Regions from separate parts of the Homo sapiens genome. Here all the other regions are linked to region 1. Evidence: read pairs that join two places in POLR2A ChIA-PET (ENCODE). Cell type or tissue: HepG2. All regions are shown on one strand. Region 1 holds the start of UQCC2 (ubiquinol-cytochrome c reductase complex assembly factor 2). Region 2 holds the start of LOC124901306 (a long non-coding RNA gene). Region 3 holds the start of LINC00336 (long intergenic non-protein coding RNA 336).

Region 1 (8,000 bases):
CAGAGATAAACGCCACCCCTTGGTGTGAATACTACCCTAGCTCACACTGGCGCCATTCAGAATTGGGAGAGAAAAAAAGATGGAGATGTTTGTATTCCCTCTTAGAGATGATTCTCCTTACAACTCCAGGTTTTCGATGGGCTCAATACATAATTAAAAATAGGATAATCTGTTCTTAGGACACTCTTCAAAAGCATAACTTCAGGGGGCCCACAAGTGGGGGTGAGCAACGTTGAGATGGCTTCACCGTGGCCAGCATATGCCAGGTGGCTTGGGAGCTAGCTCCCTGCCACACTGAGGAATGCCAAGGACCAGGCCTCAAATGGATGACTGAGAAAACAGAATCAAAAAAACCTTTGAATTCTCCTCTGAGAAGGTGGAAATACCATTTACCTTATTAGAAACCCAAGAAAAAGTTTAACTTCTTTCAAACTGGGCCAATATTATTATACTTAAACTTGCATACAATACAGTTAGAACTCCCTGGTGGGCGAAGAGCAGCAGCTCTTCTAGGACGCCCCTCGGAGTTGCACCTTGTGCTACATAAGTGGGTGCTGGTGTGCAGTCCGGGATCTTTTAGGAAGCACCTAATGAACTCATTAGAAAGATCTGCTCCTTTCTCTGTTGTTAGGTCAACAATTACATTTGTTGTGCCACCTTCCCCCACGTTGCAATTCTTTTATTAAGCTCTCAGCGCTGTAGGAAACACGTGTTCTTAGACAAACTGTATTCAAAATTGGCAAAGCCCATAAACACTGACTTTTTAAAACTACACAATAGGATATGGGGTGTAAGAGGAGTTACATGTGTTCCCGCTCCCACCACCACCTCCCCACTTGGTGGGTTTAGGGTGGACCACAAGACTCCCCAGAGGGCAATTTGAGGTGGAATAAATGGAGGCAGTGGTTTTTGTACTCTGGTTTTGTGTATGAATTATTGATTTGCCCTTTAGTTAACCCAGCTTTTCTCCGCCTGGTGTCCCACCCAGGACCATCTTTCTTCCCATCTGGACTGGTAGTGGCTGGGGCAAAGAATAGGTGGGTAAACACAGGGAGTTCCATTTGCTGCCCAAACTATCTATGGCCCAAAAAGGTTTGAACGGGCAACCAGGGGAAGGAAGTGGTTTGACGTTCATGGAATAAGAGGTTGTTCTAACAATAACTTGGAACAGCAGCTGAGGAAAGGCCAGGCACCCAGGAGACGATGCACACTAGGGCCAGAGGGGCTGGGTCTGTTTCTCACTTGGCTTGTCTCTTATGGCTACGGAACCCCCAGTGCGTTGTCTTGTTTTTCTGATGTTTCCTCATCTGTAAAATGGGAACAGTAATGGCTACCACTCAGCTGTACTAAGGATTAAATGAGATCACGCCGGCAAAGGTGCACTGTGCACCTTTCAGGGTGATCATTAGGACGAAGGAAGCCAAGAGGCTGAGAGGAGGACTGACTGCCTCTCTCCTCTACGGAAATGGAAAGACGGCATGAGCAGAGCTACTTTCCCCTCCAGTTCTGTCTTCTGGCAACCGGCTTAACCAAGGAGGAGCTCCATACTAGTCAGTCAACTGGATCTAAGCCCCACCTCCTGCTGCCAGTTTAATGAAGAGCCTACCAGAATCATCTTGCTTTCTCAAGGTCTTTATAAATGATCTGGGGGTGTCAGTAGGAGTGACTCACAATAGTGTTTTCAATTCCAGCAAGGAATTGCGCCCTTCAAAAATTACCACAAAGATTTACTAAGGCCAGGTGCATTCTCAGGTGACATTAGGATGAGGTACCGCAACAGTGGTCCTGAGTAATGCACCTGCTGCCATTGTGCACTGGTTCACTCTACCAGGAATGCATTCATCAGCTGCTACAGAATCACTAACACAGCCATGAGTTGCATCTGCAGCTGGGACTCAAACCTGTGTGGGCCTTTGACTGATCAGAAACGATTGCCCTAGGTGATGACAACTCCGAAAGAGAAAACTCTTTCCTCCTTTGCTGGCTCCTCTTACACTAACAATCAAGCAAGTGAATGTTACGCTCTCTCACCTCCCCAAGGATGGAGCCGCTGACTGCTCAACTGTAAGCTCCTCAGTGGTGAAGGCCAGGTTATGGCCTTCCTCCATAGATCCTGCAATTTCCCAAACATGGTAAGCTCTCAAATCAATTCTCACCACTCAGGACACACAAATATTCCTTTCTCACTCTTCACAACTTCTCTTCATCTAGTTCTGCTACATCTGAAACTATATTCAAATTATCTTTGTCTCATGAGCCACAACCAATTATTTACTTATCCATTCAGACATTTACTGAGTGTTTTTTTATGGGCCAAGAACTAGCTAGACACTCGTAGGGGAGAGAGGGAAAGATAAAAATGGCATCATCTCTATTTTCAGGAAGCTCATACTAAAAATATGCAGGGAGTACAGCTTTAGAAAGTTCACGGGTTTGTAGAATTGGGACTAGATAAGATTCTTGCCTTAAAGATCTTTACACTTTGGGCCAGTGAAGACCACCATGAATAATGTGAGGGCCCTGGGTATCGTATAACCTGGGCCAGACACTCCCCAGGCTGCCAGCCAATCAGCAGTACAGTCACAATGATGCCACTGGGCGTGCTCCTGCTCCTTTAGGTGGGCTGGCTTGGCTCTGTTTCGGGCTAAGCTGAAAAAAAAAAAACCCATGTTCCTTCTGTAACAAGTCTTGGCCAAGTTTCACAAGTCATTTCTTCAGACTGTGTGTATATGCATCTCATTATCTCATTTCATTTCTGGTCTCTTGCCCGAGCCCCAGGCTCAAATATAGCACTGCCTACTTGACATTGCCACTTGGAAATCAGTGTACTTGGCATCTCAGGTTTAACCTGCTTAACACCGAACTCGAGATATTCTTCCTACACTTCACCTATTCCTACCTCAGTAAATGGCACCATCTTAGACCTAGATGCCCAGGCCAAAAAATATCTAGGTGCTATCTTTGGTTCCTCTCTTTTCCTTTATCCCACATCCCATATATCAGCAAGTCCTGCTGACTCAACCTGCGCATAACCTGAATCCAACCACTTCCATCTTCTGTGCTGCCGTCCTCATCCAACCCCCCACCATCTGTCGCTTATAGTACCATAATCGGCTTCTCTCCAGCCTCTTTTTTTGTTATTGCCCCCTATAGCCCACTCACCACATACAACCAGAATAGTCTTTTAAAAAGTAAATTAGGGCACATCAGTCCCCTCACTAAACATCCCCAGTGACTTCTCACTGGCCTTATAATGAGGTCTAAAGCTAATCAGAACAGATAATATCCTACTGTGCCTGGCTCCGGACCTTCACCTTAGCAAACTCCACCTTACTTACTACCCTGCAGCCATTCTGGCTTTCTTTCTGTCCTCAAACATGTCAATCTGCCTCCTGCCTCTGGACATGTGCAGTGTCTGGAATGTCCTTCCCGCCAAGTGTACATGGCTGGCTCATCCTCTTGCCTTAGGTCTCACCTATGTGTCATCTCCTCAGAAAGGCCCCACTAATAACATTACCCTTTTATCACGCTACCCTATTTTCTATCGATCACAGTACTTATCTGTCTTACGTACACTTACCTGCTTATTGTGTCCTGAACTACAATGTAAAACTTCATGCGGGCAGGACTTCACCTGTTTAACACTGCTGTTTCCCTAGCACCGTTCCAGGCATATGGTAGGTGCTCAATAAATACGAGCTATATGAATGAATGAATCCCAGAGCTGCAGCGCCAACCTGGAGGAAAGCAAGAACATAGGCCTACTACTCACACACAGCTGCGTGAGCTGAGGACCCAAACCTGCTGCACAGGCTTACAGGGGCTCAGGAAGAACGCAAACGCTTAGCGGGGACCTGCAGAGTTAACTGGGGATTAGCTCAGTCAATACACAACACTGCGAAATAATGAGGTAATGCTACCGTGACAAGGAAGCAAAAAGCTGAGGCTGTCACCAGCTGCCACTGGTGGTGTGGGTCTCAACTCTCTCTGCACCTTGAATCACCTGGAGAGCTTTTAAAACTCTGAGGTCAAGACCCCACCCCTAGAGATTCTGCATTTGAAGTTTTTGTTTGTTTTTTGATTTGTAGAGACGGAGTCCCACTATGTTGCCCAGGAGGTCATCCTGGGCTCAAGCGATCCTCCCGCCTCGGCCTCTCAAAGAGTGCTGGAATTATAGGTGTGAACCGCCGCACCCGGCCCATCTGGAGTTTAAAAAAAGCTTCTTCGGCAATTCCAAGGTGCAGCCGGGGGAGAGCGCTGAATACAACGGGCGTCGCTATCAGTAGCTCCCTGGGGGAAAAAGGGGGTCCGCGCTCACGTGCTGCCTGGAAAGAGGGCGCGCGCATGCGCAGATCCCCCTGCTAGCGCGCTCGTTGGCCCCGCCCCTGCCTCGTCCTTTCCTCCCCTCGTCCCAGCCGCCTCCCCGCCGGTCACCTGGGTATTCTCTCCCTCCCGAAAGGCCTGTGCTACCCGCTGTCGCAGGTAAGCGCCCAAGTCCCGGCCCCGTTTGGTCTCGTCCACTGGCCATTCCTCACAGAGCTTAAGAAAACGCCGGTACCGGCTGGCCGCCATCTTGGGCCCCGCGTGTTCCCGCCTTAGCGGGAGGAGTCGGCGCCGACGAATGGCGCTTGCGCACTAAGCCTCGCCGCCTGCCTTAGGAGTGGAGCGGGAGGCCGGAGTGGGCATGCGCGACTTTGTAGGCGCACCGCTACTCTCCGTGTAGGGGCGCTGCTCGCCTTTCTCTGCAAGCCGAGCTAATTCAGTCTTCGTCCTCCTGGAACCGGCCCAGCTCCCAGGGGCAAGGCGGACGTGGAGTACCCCAGAGACAGCTTTGCGTCTCTTTTTCAATGACTGCACAAGCTTGAGACTAAAAAACCCTCCCCCGAGGCCTCCGCTGTTTTGCATAAACCAATATATTTGCATGTAAATACAGGTTACTGGATGAAAATATGTTTGAACGTTGTTCGTGGGTGCCCCCGTACCTGTCACTATCCCTTGGTACTCGGCCTCAATTCCTTCTTTAGTGCTTCCTAGTTCTTGTTCTTCTCTGCCCAGTCCCTGTTAGTATCCCTTCTGTTCCCCCCTTCCTACCCCTCATAAGCCAGACATTTTTCTCTGGGAGGCGCAGGTTTTCTAGCATGAGCAATGCCAACTGTGTTGATTCAGACTAGAAAAACTTTTTTTTTCTTTACAATTTATTATTTTGTATTGTGGTAAAATACACATAACAAAATTTACTATCTTAACCATTTTTTTTAGACAAGGTCTTGCTATGTGGCCCATGCTGGTCTCAAACTCCTGGGCTCAAGTGATCCTCCCACCTTGGCCTCCCAAAGTGCTGGGATTACAGGTGTGAGCCACCACACCTGGCCTTAACCTTTTATTTATTTATTTATTTATTTTGAGATGGAGTCTTGCTCTGTGGCTCTGTCGCCCAGGCTGGTGTTCAGTGAATGGCGCAACCTCCGCCTCCCGGGTTCAAGTGATTCTCCTGCCTCAGCCTCCCAAGTAGCTGGGACTACAGGCGCCCGCCATCATGCCTGGCTATGTTTTGTATTTTTAGTAGGGACAGGGTTTTACCATGTTGGCCAGGCTGATCTCGAACTCCTGACCTCAGGCGATCCACCTGCCTCGGCCTCCCAAAATGCTGGGATTACAGGCGTGAGCCACGGTGCCCAGCCAGCCATTTTTAAGTGTACAGTTCATGGGTATGAAATAGCACTGAATAATGTTGTGCAGCCATCGCACCATCTCCGTAACTCTTGTAAAACTGAAACTCCATACTCATTAAACAATAAATCCCCATTTCCCCCTCTCCCCCCAGCCCCTGGCAACGACCATTCTATTTTGTCTGTATGATTTTGACTACTCTAGGTACCTCATGTAAGTGGAATCCTGCAGTATTTTTGCAACTGGCTTATTTTGCTTAGCATAATATTTTCACTTCAAGGTTCATTCATTTTGTAGCATATGTCAGAATTTCCTTCCTTTTTAAGGCTGAGTAATATTCCGTTGCATGTATATACCACATTTTGTTTACACATCCATTGATAGACACTTAGGTTGCCTCCATGTTTTAGCTCTTGTGAATAATGCTGCTATGAACATGGATGTACAGACATCTCAAGACCTTGCTTTCAATTCTTTTGGTATATACCCAGAAGCGGAATTGCTGGATCATATGGTAATTCTATTTTAAGTTTTTTGAGGAACTGCCATACTGTCTTCCACAGCAGCTGCACCATTTTGCACTCCCACCACCGGTGCACAAGGGTTCCAATTTCTCCACATCCTTACCAACATTTGTTATTTTCTGGTTTTTTGATAGTAACCATCATAATGGGTGAGGGCTGTATCTCAATGTAGCTTTGACTTGCATTTGTCTAATGATTAGTGATATTGAGTATCTTTTTATGTGCTTATCAGCCATTTGTATATCTTCAGAGAAATATCTATTCAAGTCCTTTACCTGTTTTTAATCGGGTTTTTTTTTTGTTGTTGTTGTTATTGAGTTTTAGGAGTTCTCTGTATATTCCAGATATTACTCCCTTCACAGCTATGTGATTTCAGAATATTTTCTCCCATTAAAATGTGTTTGTTTTATCAAGTCTTCTCTTATATGTCTCTAGCTACATCACCATGTGGACTAATTTTTGTTCTCAAAAGACTGTCCCACCATCTGCATTTTTCATAAGAAAGCCTCAGCCCCCCGTATATCTCCACTATCCTGTATTTAGCCAAGACCATCCAATGTGTACAAAACTTTGCTTCCTCCAAACCTTTTCCTTCTTGCCTTACCTACATTTTAAAGGTGAATCTAGGAGAGTCCTGCCTTCAAGAAGTTGATGGCCAAGTCTGGGAATGTGTACATAACCAGGACACAAAGTTACAGATGACGAGAGCTTTAACTGAAGTGTTAGACAATGCTAGAGAGTTTGGAGAAACAGATGTCTGCTGTTCAGGGGAGAGTGGGAGAAGATCAAGGATGGCTCCAAGAACAGCCAGAGGCAGGCCTGGGGTGGCAATGGGAAAGAGAGGGAGGAGTTTAATTTGAGGAAAGATCAATGGGTGATTTTAACTGGAATGGCTTTAACTGTTCCGAAGATGTTAGGAGTCAAGACCATTAAAGGAAAACCTCTGGGGACCAGAATGTGTGATGCCCGCTGAGGTAAGGAGAGTTCAGGGGGAGTGGAAAATGAGGCGCCCAAGGGCACCTTCTCCAGAAAGCTCCCCTGATTAACCCCACCAGGTTCCCAGCCCAGCAGTCCCTCCTTGCTCCATCCTCACCTCATAGCCATGTAGTTTTGATGACACCCCTAAGGCACAAAGGGCAAGGATTGTATCTATTTACTTACCAAGGTCCAGGCACCTAGGGCTGTGCTGGGTGCCCCGAGGCGCTGTCATAGCCGTGGCTTTGAAGAGCACCTGACTGGTCCACATCTGTCCCAGGAGGCAGAGCCAAGGTCCCTCTGTCTTAGGCAACCAAAAAGTAACATTAGGTGGCAGCAAATGGTTTTCATGCTGCTTGAGGTACAAGGACAATGAGAGGTTGAGAAGAATGCTGGGCTCCAGAGGAAGCGCAAACAGATGCTTCCTCCTAAGGTGCTCCCTTCCCCTGTACCCTAGCTTCTCCGTCAGGCTGTGGTTGTCCCTGGTTCTGACTGCCCTGCCCACCTCTCTTCCTCCATATGGAGGTTGTTTGGCATGGTAGTTAAGTAGTAGGGTTATGGAGTCTGAGAGACCTGTTTGGAATGTAGGCTTGCTCATTCATTCATTCATTCATTCATTCATTCATTCACTTACTCACTGATCTATAGCCCTGATCACTCTATCAGTATAATTTTCTGGGGCCCAGTGCAAAATGAAAATGTAAAGCCCTTTGTTAAAAAATTGTTAAGGCCGGGCGTGGTGGCTTGTGCCTATAATCACAGCTACTTGGAGGCGGGAGGATCACTTGAGCCCAGGAGTTCGAGACCAGCCTGGGCCACATAGCGAGACCC
Region 2 (8,000 bases), 130 kb after region 1:
TTAGAGTAAGAAGTATTGCCAATGAGCTCAGCGTTTATTAACCAGAGAAGGGGTAACTAAAGTGTGGGACACTCAGAAAAGGAATTCTTGACAGCAGCTAAAACTAACGAACATGTTATCAAGATGGACTGAAAGCAAAATGTATGGTTGGTGGAGAAAAGATAAGTTGCAGAAAGCCTCATCCTACAGATTAAAGTGTAGAGATGTGTAAATATAATGCATTACTTATGGATACATACATAAGCAGTATTTAAAATCATACATGGGGATGATACCAACTTAGATAAGGTAGCTACCTTTGGAGAGGGAAGGAGGCTATGTAAGAAATTGAGGGATGGTACACAAAGGATTTCAACTGTATGTGTAATGCTTTGTTGCCTTAAAAATTATCTCAAGCAATCACGCCACTGCACTCCAGCCTGGGCGACAGAGCAAGACTCTGTCTCAAAAAAAAAAATTATCTCAAGCAAAATTTTTTAAAATGGAGATTATTCTTTTTATATATAAATATACAAATGTATGTTTATGTGTGTGCATGTATTTTTTATTGCTGTCCTGCCTTTCACTTATTACTTTATAATAAGCATGAAAATGTAGTTTTAATAGTTATATAATATCCCCCCATAATTTATGAATGCATGTCCTGTGGTTGCATATATAGGTTGTTTCTATTTTTTCACACTGCTGTGACTGTCCTTATAAAGATTATTTTCTTAGGGCAGAAAGCTGGGATCACTGGGTCAAAGATTTGAGCTATTTTTAAGGCTCATAATAATTACTGGGTGAGAGTGTTAGTCAGAACACTTTGGGCTGCAAGTGACAGAAAACCAGTTCAAACTGGCTTAAGTAAAACGGGAAACATGTTGGCTTGTGTTGCTGAAAAGGCTAGGGAGGGAAGGCTGCCTGCAGGGTGACCCAATGTCCTCAGGGCTCTACCCAGACCCCTGTGCCCCTCTCTATCCCTCAGCTCTGCTTTCTTCTGGATCTGCTTCAGGCTTCCCACATCCTCTCCACATGGCACAAAATGGCTCCAGCAGCTCCAGCACTCACCATCTGTATCCATTTCTGGGGATGCTATAACAAATTACAAGAAACTTGGTGGCTTCAAACAATAGAAATTTATTCTCTCACAGTTTTGGAGGCCACAGGTCTGAAATCAAGTTGTCTGCAGGGCCACGTGCCTTCTGGGGACTCTAGGGAAGAGGCCGTGCCTTGCCTCTGTCAGCATCTGGTGCTGTCAGCATGTCCTGGCTTGTGGCCACATCTCTGTCTGCTCAGTTTTCACATTGCCTTCTCCTTTGTGTCTAACTTCTCTGTGTGTGTGTAAAGGATACTTGTGATGGCATTCGAGACCTACCCAAATTATCCAGAATAAGCTTCTCCTTCCAAGATTCTTAACTTAATTATATCTTTTGCCATATAAGGCAACATTTGCTTTTTTGGCATGTAAGGTAATATTTGCAGGTTCCAAGTATTAGGAAGTGCATATATCATTGGGAGAGAGGCATTTTCTTCAGTCTACCACACCGTCCTTTACAGCTCAAATCCCAGAGGACCAGTTCAGGCAAAAGTCTCAGGAGAGGGCTCTAATTAGCCAGCTTCCATCATGTGCCCACTATTCGAGAATTGATGCATAATATAGTTTGGCAAGAATGTGGGTGTGTGTGGGAGATAGCCTGGAACGGTTTGCCAGGGGTGAGCCTCAGAAAGCCTCCGAGACAAGGCTGAGGCACTGGGGCTCCATTTAGCAGGTCACGGGGGAATGGGAGGTGTCCAGGGGTGTTCAGCAGGGGAACCCTCCAGGGACAGGAGAGAGGGGAGCTGCAGGGAGGCCTGGGGGAGGTGGCTGGTGTGGTGATGAAGGTAGAGGAGTGGGTTGAAAGGTAGGAATGACAAGCAAGGGCCACATCTGAGAGGAGTCTCAGGGGATGGAGCAGCAGATCTCATAGACTGGGGAGGGGGCTGTGACACAGACAGGGAAGGCGGCAGGAGGCAGTAGTTTGCGGGCAGAGGGAGGAGGGGTCATTCCCTTGGAGACATCCTGAGTTGAGGCGATGGAGATGAGTCCTTCATTAGCTTTTGAGGCTCTGTGAGGCTCTGTGAGGCTCTGGCCAAGTCGACCCTGAAGTCAGACTGGGCTAAGATCTTCTCCAAGGCAGAGGAGCAGAGAGAGCCTGTCTTGTCTTCCTGACACATTGTGGAATGCAGCCTCCCTTTCCCGGGTCTCCCTGCGGATTGCATGCCAGGGCAGGCGGGTGTTTGGCCTGGAGTGTGTGCTCCCTCCCACCTCCCCGCCTCCCCACGCCTGCCGGAGTGGTAGTTCCTTCATCTTCCAGGAGCGGGGAGTAGCAGCAGATGAACTCTTTAACAAGCAAAAGGGAGAGAGCAGTTCCACAGGCAAGGGTTTCTGCTGAGGGAGCTGCAGCCACAAGGCCGAGCAGCTCCTGGGGTTGGCATCTCTCAACCCCTCAGTCCTGCCCTGGGCTAGCAGCCTGCAGGCAGGGCCCCCTGTCAGGGGGAACTGAGCCTCAGTGCACCTCACCCCAGCGAAAGTTCCCCCAGGGAACCTGCAGCCACAGTGTTTGTGTCACAACTGTATTTTGAAGAGAGGGACATTCTAGGTACTCCGGTTTTATTAATACAAGATGCTGGGATCCCCAGAAATTAGCTCAAGGAGAGACAAAGACTTCAGCCTCCCCTGAGAGCTGATCAGAGATGGCTGTGCTGACCCAGGGTAGGTAGAGACTGGGAGTGGGTGAGGTCCACCCCACCACTGACTTCCCCACTGGATGGAAGCCTCCGTGGCTGCTGGCTGCTCCTGTTATAAGAGGCCCTGTGAGAATGTAGGGAGAGCTGGGCTTCATCTCACAGCCCCTAAGATCCACCCCCACTCCTCTTCCCCAGACAGGCACATGCACGTGCATACGTGCGCACACACGCAGAGTCATGCACCTCGCTCTTCAGTCCTCGCTCCCCTTCCACTGCCCCTCCTGTGTTTACACAGCTTCCCCCCAGGCGAGGCCTTAACTGAGAGCAGTCAGCCCACACTGGCTGCAAAAGATGGGCCACGTCGGCCTGTGGGGTCTCTTGGGAATCTGGAATTGGGCTCTGAGATATGTGCTTGGACTCAGCATCCATTCCTTGCCTTCTGCTGCTGCAGAGGCTACAAAGCTAACAACAGTGTGGCTCCCGTGCACCTAGGGTTTTTGTTAATGAGCTAGGTTCTGCTGAATGCAGACACCCACATGAGGCCTGCAGGGCAGAAGTGAGGCAGAGCCAGCTTCCTCATCCGTTAGCTATTCGCCGGTGGCAGGTAGGCTCATGGACACACGAATTTTCCTTCATGGCATTCCAATGTCCAGGCACCAGCTTTATGGGGCCCAGACGTCATATGGTGGTGACAGCAGCTTCAGACGATGGATGGCAGCTAGAGTGGTGTGTTCGGTGGTGGCTCTGATTCCTCCCCTTCCTGATGGGGCCAGTTCAGCTGTTCCATACTCATTCCTGGGTGCAAGCCTAATGCCAACTGCTACAGCACCTCCAATGACTTTTTAAGCACCTAATTCCCCATGTTAATTGCCTCTCTGCTTCAAATCCCCACATGCCTTCTGTTTCCTGCACTTAAACCCTGATTGAAACAGATACAAACGCACTTTGTACAAACAGTCGGACTTTTAGCACTAATCTAACAGGTCATGAGAGGCCCAGGCCAGGGCAACCAGGAAGGGCTCCACAAAAATGAAATCGGGAGCACAGAGGTCTGCAGAGAGGGCCCCCCTACACACACACACCCCTCCCATGCAGAGGGGAGCTTTCTCCCTTCCTGATGCTTCCGCATTTGGGGTCCTGGGCCACAGGTAACCTTGTGTGACATGATAACATATAGGAATGTTAATTCATATTCCACGGCTCCTCTCCATCCCCAACCTTGGCCGCTTCCGTTCAGTAGTCAGCAGGACAGCTCAGCTGTAGTCTCAAGGAAGAGATGACTCAGCATAAAGAGAGAGACAGCAGTCTGTGCTTGGGTTCTGAGTTTCCAAACCCAGGCCTCAAGGGGAAACGGAAATGACTCATGTGGATAAACAGTTTGGTAGCTTGGGGGCATGTGGGATGACAGAGAGCAAGTGTGGCATCTTCCTCCCCTCTTCCACGCACACACAGAGGTTTCTGGATCCAGAGTTAAGGGAGAGGCAGGGGAAAGTAAGCAGGGTCTGGATAGTTTGGCCTCTCAGAAAGATGAGTCCTGAGGTTACCTGGGACCTTTCAGCTTGGCTCACTCTGCTACCTCATTGGGTTGCTCAAGGTCCCAATTCCAAATTCCTTGCATCTAATTGGCATAGCTCATCTTTTTCAGGCAGGTCCCAAGTCAGAGGTCAGGGCCAGGCTATGAGGAGATAGTCTGGCTCACGTGACCGCCTCTGGCCTAATCAGCTGTGGCCAGGAGCTGCGTCACATGGACTGAGGAATGGGGTGTCTGAGGCTGGGCAGGGCAAAGGCAGGGAGAGGGTTCTCCTAGAACGGGAACAGCTCCTGGCACGGAGAGACAGTACCTCAAGGCAGGGCCTGCAGGTTATAGGTGTTTTGGTGACTCCTTCACCTCATCAGTCTGTAATGGAGCCACTAAGGTGTCAGCTCCAGGAACTAGGAGTTGCGCCAGATGGAATATTTATTTGCTTTTGAATTCTTCCGTGTTGCAAGAAACTACTGCTTTGTTAAGAATTCCAGGTATTCCAGCTGTAAATTTCATGCTCCAGTCTCTGTTAATGCAGTGCAAGTTTGGGCCTGTCACCTGATTGTACTGTGCCTCAGTTTCCCAACTTATAAATAATACACCTCTTGGGAGGCTTCTGTGAAATTCATCAGCATAAAAATGCTATGGAAAAGCCTAAAGGAGACCCTACAAATGCAAGGAATGGTCAGTCCTCCTCCTCCCTGTCTCTCTTCCAGTTAGGTCCCCAGTCCCAGGCCCCCACTCCCATGCTACCCATGGCCCCCTCAGACCCTAGGTGGAGAGAGGAGGAGACCCCTTCACCCCTGGGGCAGGCACAGTGAGGGGCCCAGGCTGGGCAGGGCAGTGAGGTTCTGATGAGCCTTTCCTGTGATGGATGGCCCGCCAGCTGGAGCTGCAGTTCCAATTTGCTCCACATTTGGACAGCGCTTTACCCACAATTCAGCTTCTCAGGCCCACAAATCACTCTGCACAATCAGACCAAGGAGGCAGTGGGGAAGACAGGAGAAAGAGGTCCAGCAGCTCCTGGAGGACCCCGGGCTGGGGAGAGGGGCTGTGGGGTTGGAGTGCACACTATGTGAGGTCTGGATCCATCCTGGGCCCCCTTTCCTTCCAAGCCCATCTCCTGCAAGCTCTAGCCACCCCACGGTTCCAGATGGCATGCTTCATTGGGTCCTAGCCTTGTGCCCTCTTCCCAGCCCCCACTTCCCCCTGGAAACAAGAACAAGGATCCCTGCACTTATTGTCCCACTGCCCCAGACCATCTTCTGTCCAGCCCAGTGCAGCTCCAGCTATGTTGCAGAATCTCCAGGGCCTCCCACTGCCTCCCACCCCTCCATGGGACAGACCCACGCCACTTCCAGACCATAGAAGTTAGGACTAGTCAAACAGTCATTCACTCATCCTTTCACTTATTCCTTCCAAAAACATTGATTGAACATTCACTATGTCACAATGGTGAGCAAAACCTTGGAGCCCGTAGTCCAGTGACATTAACGAAACAATTAGAGAATTGTACAACTTCAAACCAAGACAGTGGCTGAGGAGAAAAAGATCCTGGGAGCAATGAGGGCATGGAAGTGAGGGGTCTACCAGGGTCTATGGTCTCTCTTAACTCCCTTCCTTTCAAGCTTTGTTTAGGCTCACCTCCTCCAGGAAGCCTTCCCTGATTGCTGCATCCATCTATTATTAATGGGTACTTCATGGTGGGTCTCTGGATTCAAGACCCTTCCGGTGTCTTGCCTTTCTGTTAAGTCCCCCATAGGTGAAGACACTCTGAATACACAGGGTCGGCCTACCCAAGTGTGGCCTAGGTACCACCAGTGCCTCCTCAGGACTCAGCTCAGAGGCTTTCTCCACCAGGAAGCCTTCCCTGGCATGTGACCTGGTCCTGGAGACCCTCTTCTGGCCTCCACAAGTCCCTGGACCCAGAGGGCATTGGCACTGCCCCCCTCACCTCCACCAAATGCCTCAGGGGCACCAGCTTTACTCTAGGGGATGCAAAGAGCTCTCCTGCAGTCCTGTGCCTGCCCCCTTCTTCCCCCATCTCTGCCCTCTGCTAATGATGATGTAGAGGCACAGAAAACAGGCTTTGATCTACAGTAGCTGCCTCCCTTCATGAAGGATTTCCCTGCCTCAGACATCCCTTTCCCTGGGTTGGTCTTGGTGTTCCGGGGTTCATCTCACCAAAGGCCCAGTGCTGCTGTTGCTGCGAGTGAACTGGGGAGGTGGCTCTCCCATCATCTCCACCCAGCCAGGCCCTCAGAGGTCATGCCAGTGAGGGAGTCAGGCCCCCTCAAACACAGGGGCTGGGCCCAGAGCTCATAAGGCTGGGGGAGCTGGGGGTGGAGAGAGGCGGGCTCAGTGGTGGCAGGGGCAGGCCTGAGGTGGCTCTGAGTGCCTGCCCATCAGCACACCTCTCTGCAGAATGGGTGGAGAGAGGCACCTGCACTTTCCCCCCTTGGAGTTACCAGAAGGTGGAGGAGAGAAGCAGAGAGGGAAGTGTGAGTGCTAGCAAGTTTCCCTGAACCTGGGGGGCTGGGAGGCAGATGCAGCCCATCACCCACCCTGGCGTGGCCAGAACATCCTCCTGATGAAGCTTCATAGTCAGAGTGAGCCCACTTTCAACTGCTCCAATGTGTTCGTAGACAAGAGCCACGTTGGGGACAACTGTTGTCTGTGGAGAGGAACTCACTCTAGGATCCTCAGCGATGCATTTTTTCCTGGTGAATTTCAACGAGGACTCCTTTGCCTGGCATTGATTTATGCTCCCAACCTTTCAGGCACTCATGGCTTGCATAAAGGGAGGGCTGCACACAGCAGAGGTGGGCCTGTTTAGCTGATCTCAGCAGAGCTCCGTCCGCCCACCCGATTGTGGGAGCTGGCAGGAGTGGGGAGGAGGCCGGCTCTCTGTCTGTCCTGGGGCCATGCTCACATGTCTGCTGCCCAGTGTGGGCCGTTCTGATACTCAGAGATCTGGGGGTTTGGGGAGAGGCAACAAGCCCGTGCATCTAGGAGGGCGCAGAGAAAAGCTGCCTCCAGCCCGGAGGCTCCTCTCTGCTCTTGCCTCTTTCAAGGCCCTCCCTTTTGATGACCTGTATTTTCATCTCTCCTCCCTCCCCTTCTGCTTCCCCCAGCCTCCTCCCAAGCCTCCCACGCCGGGCAGTCTCCATTCCCCTCGGCTGTTCCTGCCCATCTCTACCCTGCAAGTGTGAGTGTGCGGCTGCACTAGCTGCTCCCTGACCGGGGGCCTCTGATGGGGTTTGGCCAGTGGGAGGCACCAGCAGGAGATCAGAGGGTAGGGGGACAACGGATGGGGTGGATCCGGGCCTGCTAACACCAAAGGCCCTGGCAGCAACTGCTCAGCTGGCTCCTCCACACCCACTGATACGGTTTGGCTGTGTCCCCACCCAAATCTCATCTTGAATTATAGCTCCCATATCTCCCACATGTTGTGGGAGGGACCTAGTGGGACATAATTGAATCATGGGGCGGTTTCCCCCATACTGTTCTCGTGGTAGGGAATAGGTCTCATGAGAGCTGATGATTTGATAAGGGGAAACCTCTTGTGCTTGGCTGTCATTCTCTCGACTGCTGCTGTGTGAGACGTGCCTTTCACCTCCTGCCATGATTCTAAGGACTCCCCGGCCACGTGGAACTGTGAGTCTATTAAACCTCTTTTTCTTTATAAATTACCCAGTCTCGAGTAAGTCTTTATCAGCAGCGTGAAAACAGACTAATACACCCACCCTCTCCGGGTCCACTCCATCCC
Region 3 (8,000 bases), 120 kb before region 1:
TGGGTCAGACCGAGTACCATCCTGCTGCTCCCCTTCCTTGACATCAGCCTTTAAAGGTTAGGCCTGTCTCAGCTTCTTTGAGTGCACATTGATGGATCTGTTGAAAATGTGTTGATGACCTTTTTGGTTAATTTCCGTCCATTCATCATCTCATGCTTTTATCCAGTGGACATTTGCCCTGACAGTCTGTGTAGCTTACAAAAAGAAAGGGCATGGGGTTTGGAGGCCAGAGGTTTTAGTCTGGCATTAGCTTGCTCTGTGAGGTTGAGTAGAGGCCTCAGTTTCTTTACCCGTGAAAGGGGACTGTTGCAAGGACCTCCTGAGATGACGAGTGTGCAGCTGTAAGCTGCAAAGGCACTCCCTTGCGGGGGCTTAGCACAGTGTGATTCACTTTGGAGCAGTGCCTATCAGAAAGACTTGCCACCTGGGGCTGGGTGCAGTGGCTCACGCCTATAATCCTAGCACTTTCGGAGGCTGAGGTGGGCGGATTGCTTGAGCTCAGGAGTTTGAGAAAAGCCTGGGCAACATGGTGAAACCTTGTCTCTACAAAAAATACAAAAATTAACCAGGCATGGTGGCGTGCACGTGTGGTCCCAGCTACTTGGGAGACTGAGGTGGGAGGATCACTTGAGCCCCGGCAGTTGAGGCTGCAGTGAGCTATGAGAGTGTCACTGCACTCCAGCCTGGGCAATAGAGCGAGACCCTGTCTCAAACAAAAAAAGAAACATGCCTGCTGGGCACTGAGGGGCATCCTTCTAATTGCCCCAAGCCCGCATGCATGTCCATGTCACAGGAGGCCTCTGTGTTACCTCATCCACAGCCACGTAGGTTGTCAGCACCTGGCAGAGCCCCTCACTTTTGTCTTTTCACATCGAAGGGTTTGAATCTTGGTATCTGCCCTTTCTGGTCCCTCCTCCTTCTTCTCATCCCCTCCCCAGCCAGCCTGCCCTGTCCCAGGAGTCACAGTCCTGGGGTTGCCTGAGTAGCGCTGAGAGGCCTGGGTCATTTCTGGGTGGTGGCAAGTAAGGGCTCAGCCCAGTCCTCACTTTGGGGACAGAGCTGCCTTAAGAATACCTTTCCCCAGTGGGTGTTTTGTTTTTTTCTGTTAGGTTTATTATCTTATTACTATTACCTTTATTATTATTTAGGTTCATTACCTTCTTTTTTTTTCTCATTATTATACTTTAAGTTCTAGGGTACATGTGCACAACATTTCAAAGGTCCTGTCCTCATCACCATTCCCATCTCCCCTTACTGCCCTCAGGGACACTGTGCTGAGGGGGAAGGAGGCTGCCCCCGAGCCTTTGGAGAATGCTGGAGACCTAGGGAGGAGCACGGAGGAAGCAGCAGCACCACCTTGGGCTTGAGGGGAGGGCACAGACCCCCCTTGGGGTCGTGTCCAGAAGTGAGGGAGGGGAGGGACTGGCTGCGGTGCTGACTCCTGGGGCTTCCAAGGAACCCCCCAAGTTGGAAGGAGAAAGGATTCTCCATTTTGTGGCAGGGAGGTGGCTCAGGGTTGGTGGAGCTGTGCCAGCCGAGGGGAGGTGGCGGAAAGGTGTCCTCGGGTGCTTGTCTCTGGGGGCAGGGAGAAGGTTATGAGGTGCAGAGAAGACTGAGGCATCTTCCTTCACCCATTTCTGTCGCCCAGTGCCTGCTTCTTGAGGAGAAAGGTGAGATGGGAAACTGGCCTCCAGAGTGAAGCCGGTGCTGGCCCTGAGTCTGCCCTGCCCAGATCCCCGGAGCTGGTACATGGAGTATGTCTTTTCTTAGGGTACATCTAAGGATCCCCTGTGGCCAGCGGGTCTTGAGACACAGTGTCCATGTGTCTGTAGGATGGGCCTGCCCCAAATTCTATCCCACCCAGCCAACTCAGGCCTGTGATGTTATTAATAAAAATGTGCTTTGACTTTGGCCTCATTGTTGGCTGTCTTTGGACCCCAACCCCCAATCTTCAACCCTGGAGCAAGCCCAGTCTATCTGAGGTCTTGATCTAGTCCCCAGTCTGTGCCCATGGGGCTGCTAGGGCTGCCCTGCTGCAGAGTGGAGGGGTTGCAGCAGGGCATCTGTGCAGAGAGGGCAGGAGGTCTAGTTGGCCTGACCTAGGGCTGGGGAAGGACCCAAGGCCCAGAGTGCCAGGGGACCCTGCTGCCCACAAGCCGTGCCCCTGTTAGGAGGGGTGTCCCTGACTTCCCTCCCTCCCTAAGTTCCCAGGCTGTGCTGCAGCCTCCTAGGGAGGATCCGGGAATTCTCCAGCAGGAAGTTCCTGCCCAGCCAGCCCAAGGACAAAGCCAGGAAAGAGGCCCTGGGATGGGGGATCTGCCTCGGGAGGGCGGGCCTGGGTAAGCCAGGGGTCCCTGGTGTCCAGTGTTGCCTAATCTCAAAAGTAAGGGTGGGCTTGGGATGGAGTGCATAATGATGGGCCTTACTGGCCAGGGAAGGAGACCGACACACCTGGCTTCCCAGAGATGAGATGGGCAGCAGGGCCAGGCCTAGTTTGGACACCAGGAGGTGCTGTTCACCAGAAGGTCCTGCTGGCTTCCCTGTGGGGTCCCCCGTTCCTTCCTTTCTTTCTGCCTGGGTCCAGGCTCTGAGACCCCTCAGCAGATGTATGAGAAAAAGAGCTCACTGTCCCCAGCTCTTTTCAACATGACTGCTATCCATGGATGCTTGTCTGATGGTCCCCATGGGTCCCCACTGTGTCTAGCCCGAGGCCTGTTGCAGAGCTGAAGTTCAGTATCAGAACATGATGGCTATTCTTAGTAATCGCGGTGATTGATAACAACAGCTGTTGGTTGGATGGCCGGCCCTGTGGCCACAGACTTGGCGTGGGGAGACAGAAACTGTAGCAGCCTGGTCCCCTGCCCTGGCCCAGGCCAGCCCAGTGAAGGTGGGAGTCCCTGCCTCTGTCCCCCAGCCTGCAGGGTGTGGGTGGAGCCTGGAGAGGGCTGAAGGCTTTCTCCTGGACTTCCTGGCCAGAGCCCATGGTGTCCTTGACTCAGACCCCGAGCTGGGGCCGGGTGGAAGGGCCCATCTGGACTGCCCCCCTGAGTCAGCCAGGAGGCAGCCTTGTGACCAGATGACTCACCTGTGCCCTAATTGCCCTGTTAATCATTTCCTCCCAGAGTGTTCTCTGTTGGGAAGGGTGGGGCCTTGCAGGGCTTCCCTGGGAGCACCTGGATGAGGGGGGAGGGGCAGAGGGGGGCAGAAACCTTGGTTCGGGGTGTGGGACCCTGGGCTGGTCACCCTTCCTCTCTGTTCCTCATTTTCCCTGTCTCTCCAGTGAGGCCCATGGCACCTTCTTGTCCACTCCTGGGATTCCTCTGAACTGCGGGGGTCTGTGAGGCTGGGAAGTGTGGTGTGCTGGCGCTGTCCCTGGAGCAGGAGGGGGTCTGTGTGCTGGAGCAGGCCTGAGGGCCTCTTCCCAGACACACAGTGTCCTGGGCTGGTTTCTGCGGAAGGGCCTGGCTTGACATTTCTGGGTGGTGAAGGCAGAGGTGACCCAAGGACCTGCTGTGGGGGAAGGCCCCGTGGGTGAGGGCAGAGGGCTGGGCTCGGGTCAAGGCTAGAATGGTGAGAGCCCAAGCGTTCCTGAAAGGCCTCAGAGAACACTGCAGGCGCAGGCCTGCAGGGCGGGGCTGAGGACTGGGGATCCTGAAACGCCTCAGAGAACACTACAAGGGCAGGCCTGTGGGGTGGGCCCGAGGACTGGGGAGCATTGCAGCATTGCCTTCTCCCCCTTGCATAGAGACATCTGGGGACAGCTTCCACGGCCCCTCCTGCACCAGCACACTCACTCGGCCGAAGGGCCAGCGGGACTGAAGCCCAGCCCATCACACTCACTCACCAGGCCCTGGGAGGGGTAGCATCCCCCCGGAGGGTGCCTTTCCTAACTTGTTCAAAAGGGACAATGGGCTGGCAGTGGCCCTGATTGGGTCCATGAGGTTTGGAGCATTGCGAAGGGACTTGCCAAATCTCTGTCACTCTCCTGGTCTCTCCCTGTTGGTATATAAATGTGTCCCTGTGTGTGTGTTTCTGTCTCTGCCCTGTCTCCCCATGTCTCCCAGTGTCTCTGTCTCTCTCACTGTATCTCAGGTGGGATGAAGGCAAAAGCAAAGAGGCACCCAGGTCCATTCTGAGAGAGTTTAGGGACTCAGTGGTGGCTGAAAGGAAGGCAGTGGGTTGGGTCATTTAGGAGCTGGGGGTCAGGGTGGGTGGTCCCAGGAAAATGTGGGCAGGGCCAAAGGTGGGCCTATCCACCTCAGGAGACTGTATGATCCCCCTCCTGTGGCCCCCTGGCCAAGACCTCCCAGGGAGATGGTGCCTCAGGCCCTGTCTGGGGTCACTGGGGGTCAGCCTGGCCTACACTAGGGTGAAGGGAGGGCAAAACCGGAGATTTTGCTCCCCTTCTCAACTGGGAGATGAGCTGGAAAGCAGAGAGGCAGAGGGGAGAGACTCAGCTGGGTTGAAACCTGGCTCCCACTGCAGCAAGCTCATATGACGGCAGACAAGTCTCATATCTCTCTGAATCTCAGTCTCCACGTCTGTGCAATGGGTGAATGAAGAGCTGCTTGGCTCGTAGAAGATTCTCAAAGAATCCGTGGGGCCGGGCACAGTGGCTCACGCCTGCAATCCCAGCACTTTGGGGGCCATGGCTGGTGGATCACCTGAGGTCAGGAGTTCGAGACCCGCCTGGTCAAAATGATGAAACCCTATCTCTACTAAAAATACAAATAAATTAACTGGGCATGGTGGTGGGCACCTGTAATCCCAGCTACTCGGGAGGCTGAGGCAGGAGAATCACTTGAACCTGGGAGGTGGAGGTTGCAGTGAGCCGAGATCACGCCATTGCACTCCAACGTGGGCGACAAGAGTGAAACTCCGTCTAAAAAATAAGAATCCATGGAACCATTTTTATGAAGCATCGACTACATCCTAGTCCTGTTCTAGGCACTGGGGAATAGAGCAATGAGCAAGACATACACAACCTCCACTTTGGGGGGCTTACATTATTGCTAGTGAGATAAACAACAGATACGCCAGGGTGAGAGGTGCTATGAAGAAAGCTGAGACTGGATAGTTGGGGGGATATCACAGAGGGATGAGGAGGCCTTGCTGAGGAGGTCGTGTGCCGGAAGCCAGGGAGGGAGCCATCTGGGGGAAGGGCAGCCATGGGCACAGCAAGTGCGTCGCCCTGAGGCAGGAGCAGGACTGGTGGGTTTGAGGAAAGGGATCCGTGGAGCTGGAAAGGCATACGTGGGAGGGGGTGGGACAGGAGGTGAGGTCAGAAAGGAAATGTGGAGATGCGCTTTGCTGATCATGGGTTTGGGGGTTTGTTTCTTTCTCTTTTTATCTCTGTCGCTCGGGCTGGAGTGCAGTGACGCGATGACAGCTCACTGCAACCTCCACTCCTGGGCTCAGGCGATCCTCCCGCCTCAGCGAGGACTGCAGGCGCGCGCCACCGCACCAGGCTTGGGTTTCTCGGATCCAGTGTGGAGTGATGCGATGTGGTTTGCATATTTAAAGCTCCCTGGGCTGCCGAGGAGGAAAGGCTGTAGGGGGCGGGGCCTGAAACAGGGAGGCAGGTTCCGAGGCTGCCGCAGGCGTGGGGCGGGGTCGTCTGGCTGTGACTTACTGCAGAGAGTATGAGGGGGAACCAAGAGGGTACTTACCACTAAGGGGAGCGCCTTGGCCAGCACCTCTGCTCAGTGGGGAGCCAGGCCCCGCCCCAGGTGGTACCTTCCCCCTTGCCCCATATGAGGGGCTTGTGGGGGACTTTGTCTCCATCATCCGCAGGGTGGAGCGGGGCGGCCTGGGACCTGGAGTCCGGGAAGAGTCGAAGGCCTGTGGGCGGCCGAGGTCACGCGTGGGCGCCTGCGGGGGGAGGGCGGAACCAAGAGGTTGGCACCGCAGTGCCTGTGCGCACCGAAGTGCAGCAAACACGTCTCGGCCACGACTGCCAGGCCACCCCAGGCTCCAGCGGAGCGTGCGTACCTGCGCAGGCGCTCGCATCTGAGAACTGCCGAACCGTGCCACATTTCCGTTCCCTCTGGCCTCGCCCTCAGGGGTCGACCGGCGGCGGAGCGCGGGGCCTCCTGTGCTGAAGGCAGCTCCCTGGCCTCCAGAAACTCACAGTCAGTGGTGGGAGGGCCGTAACAGACCCGCGCAGTTAAGAACCAGATGATGATGTTGCTGTAGTATAGTTTGGAGAGTGCAGAGAAGGAAGCAAGCAATGCCAGCAGGGAGGAATCCAGAAGGCTTCCAGGAGAAGGCACCATTTATGATTTGGGCTTGTATCAGGAGGAGGAAGTTGACAGGTGAAATAAGGGGAGGGCATGCCTGCCAGGCGAACAGTCTGTGATTGGGAAGTGTCCAGTCTGCACCATGACCCCACTGTCCACCTTCCTGACCAAGTAGGAACCATTTGGACTCCTCTATTGTCCTGGGCCTCCTTGTTTAGTCCACCCTTTTATTTTATTTTATTTTATTTTATATTATCTTATTTTATTTTATTTATTTCATTTCATTTCATTTCATTTTATGAGATGGAGTCCCGCTCTGTCGCCCAGGCTGGAGTGCAGTGGCGCGATCTCTGCTCACTGCAACCTCTGCCTCTGGGTTCAAGCGATTCGCCTGCCTCAGCCTCCTGAGTAGCTGGGATTACAGGCACCTGCCACCGCGCCTGTCTACTTTATTTATTATTATTATTATTTTTTGAGACAGAGTCTCACTCTGTTGCCAGGCTGGAGCAGGCTGGAATGCAGTGGAGCTTTTTCGGCTCACTGCAACCTCTGCCTCTCGGGTTCAAGCAATTCTCCTGCCTCAGACTCCTGAGTAGCTGGGACTACAGGCACGCATCGTGACACCCGGCTAATTTTTTCTATTTTTTTTAGTAGAGAAGGGGTTTCACCATGTTGGCCAGGATGGTCTCGATCTCTTGACCTCGTGATCTGCCCATCTTGTCCTCCCAAAGTGCTGGGATTACAGGTGGAAGCCACCGCACCCTGCCTTTTTTTTTTTTTTTTTTTTTTGACGGAGTCTTGCTCTGTCGCCCAGGCTGGAGTGCAGTGGCGCGATCTCGGCTCACTGCAAGCTCCGCCTCCCAGGTTCACGCCATTCTCCTGCCTCAGCCTCCCAAGTAGCTGGGACTACAGGTGCCCGCCACCATGCCCGGCTAATTTTTTGTATTTTCAGTAGAGACAGGGTTTCACCGTGTTAGTGTGCCTGGCTAATTTTTGTATTTTTAGTAGAGATGGAGTTTCACCATGTTGGCCAGGCTGGTCTCGAACTCCTGACCTCAGGTGATCTGCCCTCCTTGGCCTCCCACAGTGTTGGGATTAAGGGCATGAGCCACCACACCCAGCCCACCCATTTATGTTTAGCTTATTTTCTCTCTACCATCTATCCCGCTCAACACCCCCACTCTCACTGCCTTTGCTGGAGCCCTAAATCACCGCCCTAGCCTTCCATCCTCTCACTGCATCTGCCTCACCACTGCCAGGGTGCCGTTGGCTCTCTTCCTCTCTCCCCCTCTATAACCCCTACCCATCCTGTACAGCTCAGCCATGGCACCTACTCCAGCCCTGGTTTCCTCACAGCTCCCTGGTTTTAGGGCTAACAGGATTCACTGCATGTGTTTACTTGCTCTCCCCAGGGGAGACAAACACAGCATGAAGGCAGGCCCTGGGGGTGCGGGCGGGGGTTTTGGGGGAGCTTTGTTTCCATTGTCTGCAGTGTCCAGCATGGTGTCAGATTCAATATATGGCACTAGACTGAATGAGCAGAGGGTGGCTTGCAGAAGGACGCTTGTGAATAGGGGTGGGTGAGAGCGGGGGAAGCAGGCAGGGGCTGGATTACATAGGGCCTTAAAAGCCAACTTAAGCAGCTTGGCGTTCATCCTCAGGGCAATGGGAGCGAGGGCCGGAGACCTGGGAGAGTGGCCTGGTAAGATGTACAGCGAGGGGGCAGGGGCTAATGTGGAGGCCTTCACAATGGTCACAGTG

What was found. ChIA-PET counts read pairs that join two places held together with the same protein. Peaks named below come from ENCODE experiments on the same cell type or tissue, not always from the same donor. Only the 100,000 strongest peaks of a DNase experiment are listed, where the experiment ranks them.
Region 2: POLR2A ChIA-PET joins it to region 1 with 11 read pairs; 4 of 35 experiments call an interaction of 5 or more read pairs at or near these places.
Region 3: POLR2A ChIA-PET joins it to region 1 with 14 read pairs; 24 of 35 experiments call an interaction of 5 or more read pairs at or near these places.

What each region holds. Positions count from the first base shown.
Region 1 is chr6:33,707,115-33,715,114 of GRCh38, forward strand. UQCC2 (ubiquinol-cytochrome c reductase complex assembly factor 2) reads right to left here and starts at 4,586. Exons shown (of 4, transcript NM_032340.4): 1 at 4,435-4,586. The coding sequence starts at 4,572. It overlaps LOC124901304 (a long non-coding RNA gene), which reads right to left and starts at 4,335. Exons shown (of 3, transcript XR_007059548.1): 1 at 4,194-4,335; 2 at 3,581-3,737; 3 at 2,465-2,649. RefSeq lists enhancers at 3,182-4,079, 4,106-4,155 and a silencer at 7,298-7,592. In HepG2, CTCF peaks have their summits at 4,734 and 7,516; DNase peaks (open chromatin) are centred at 3,927, 4,667 and 7,407; H3K4me3 peaks cover 1,503 bases.
Region 2 is chr6:33,836,198-33,844,197 of GRCh38, forward strand. It overlaps LOC124901306 (a long non-coding RNA gene), which reads left to right and starts at 7,807. Exons shown (of 2, transcript XR_007059551.1): 1 at 7,807-7,888. RefSeq lists enhancers at 2,819-3,753, 3,450-4,649, 4,689-5,623. In HepG2, a CTCF peak has its summit at 5,165; DNase peaks (open chromatin) are centred at 4,054 and 4,364; H3K4me3 peaks cover 1,306 bases; H3K27me3 peaks cover 1,269 bases.
Region 3 is chr6:33,587,328-33,595,327 of GRCh38, forward strand. LINC00336 (long intergenic non-protein coding RNA 336) reads right to left here and starts at 6,011. Exons shown (of 2, transcript NR_027908.2): 1 at 5,670-6,011; 2 at 1-543. It also overlaps the pseudogene GGNBP1. RefSeq lists enhancers at 2,568-3,767, 2,698-2,747, 2,868-2,937, 3,428-3,537, 3,921-4,560 and 1 more. In HepG2, a CTCF peak has its summit at 2,512 (motif pointing right); DNase peaks (open chromatin) are centred at 2,534, 3,054 and 3,554; H3K4me3 peaks cover 1,411 bases; H3K27me3 peaks cover 274 bases.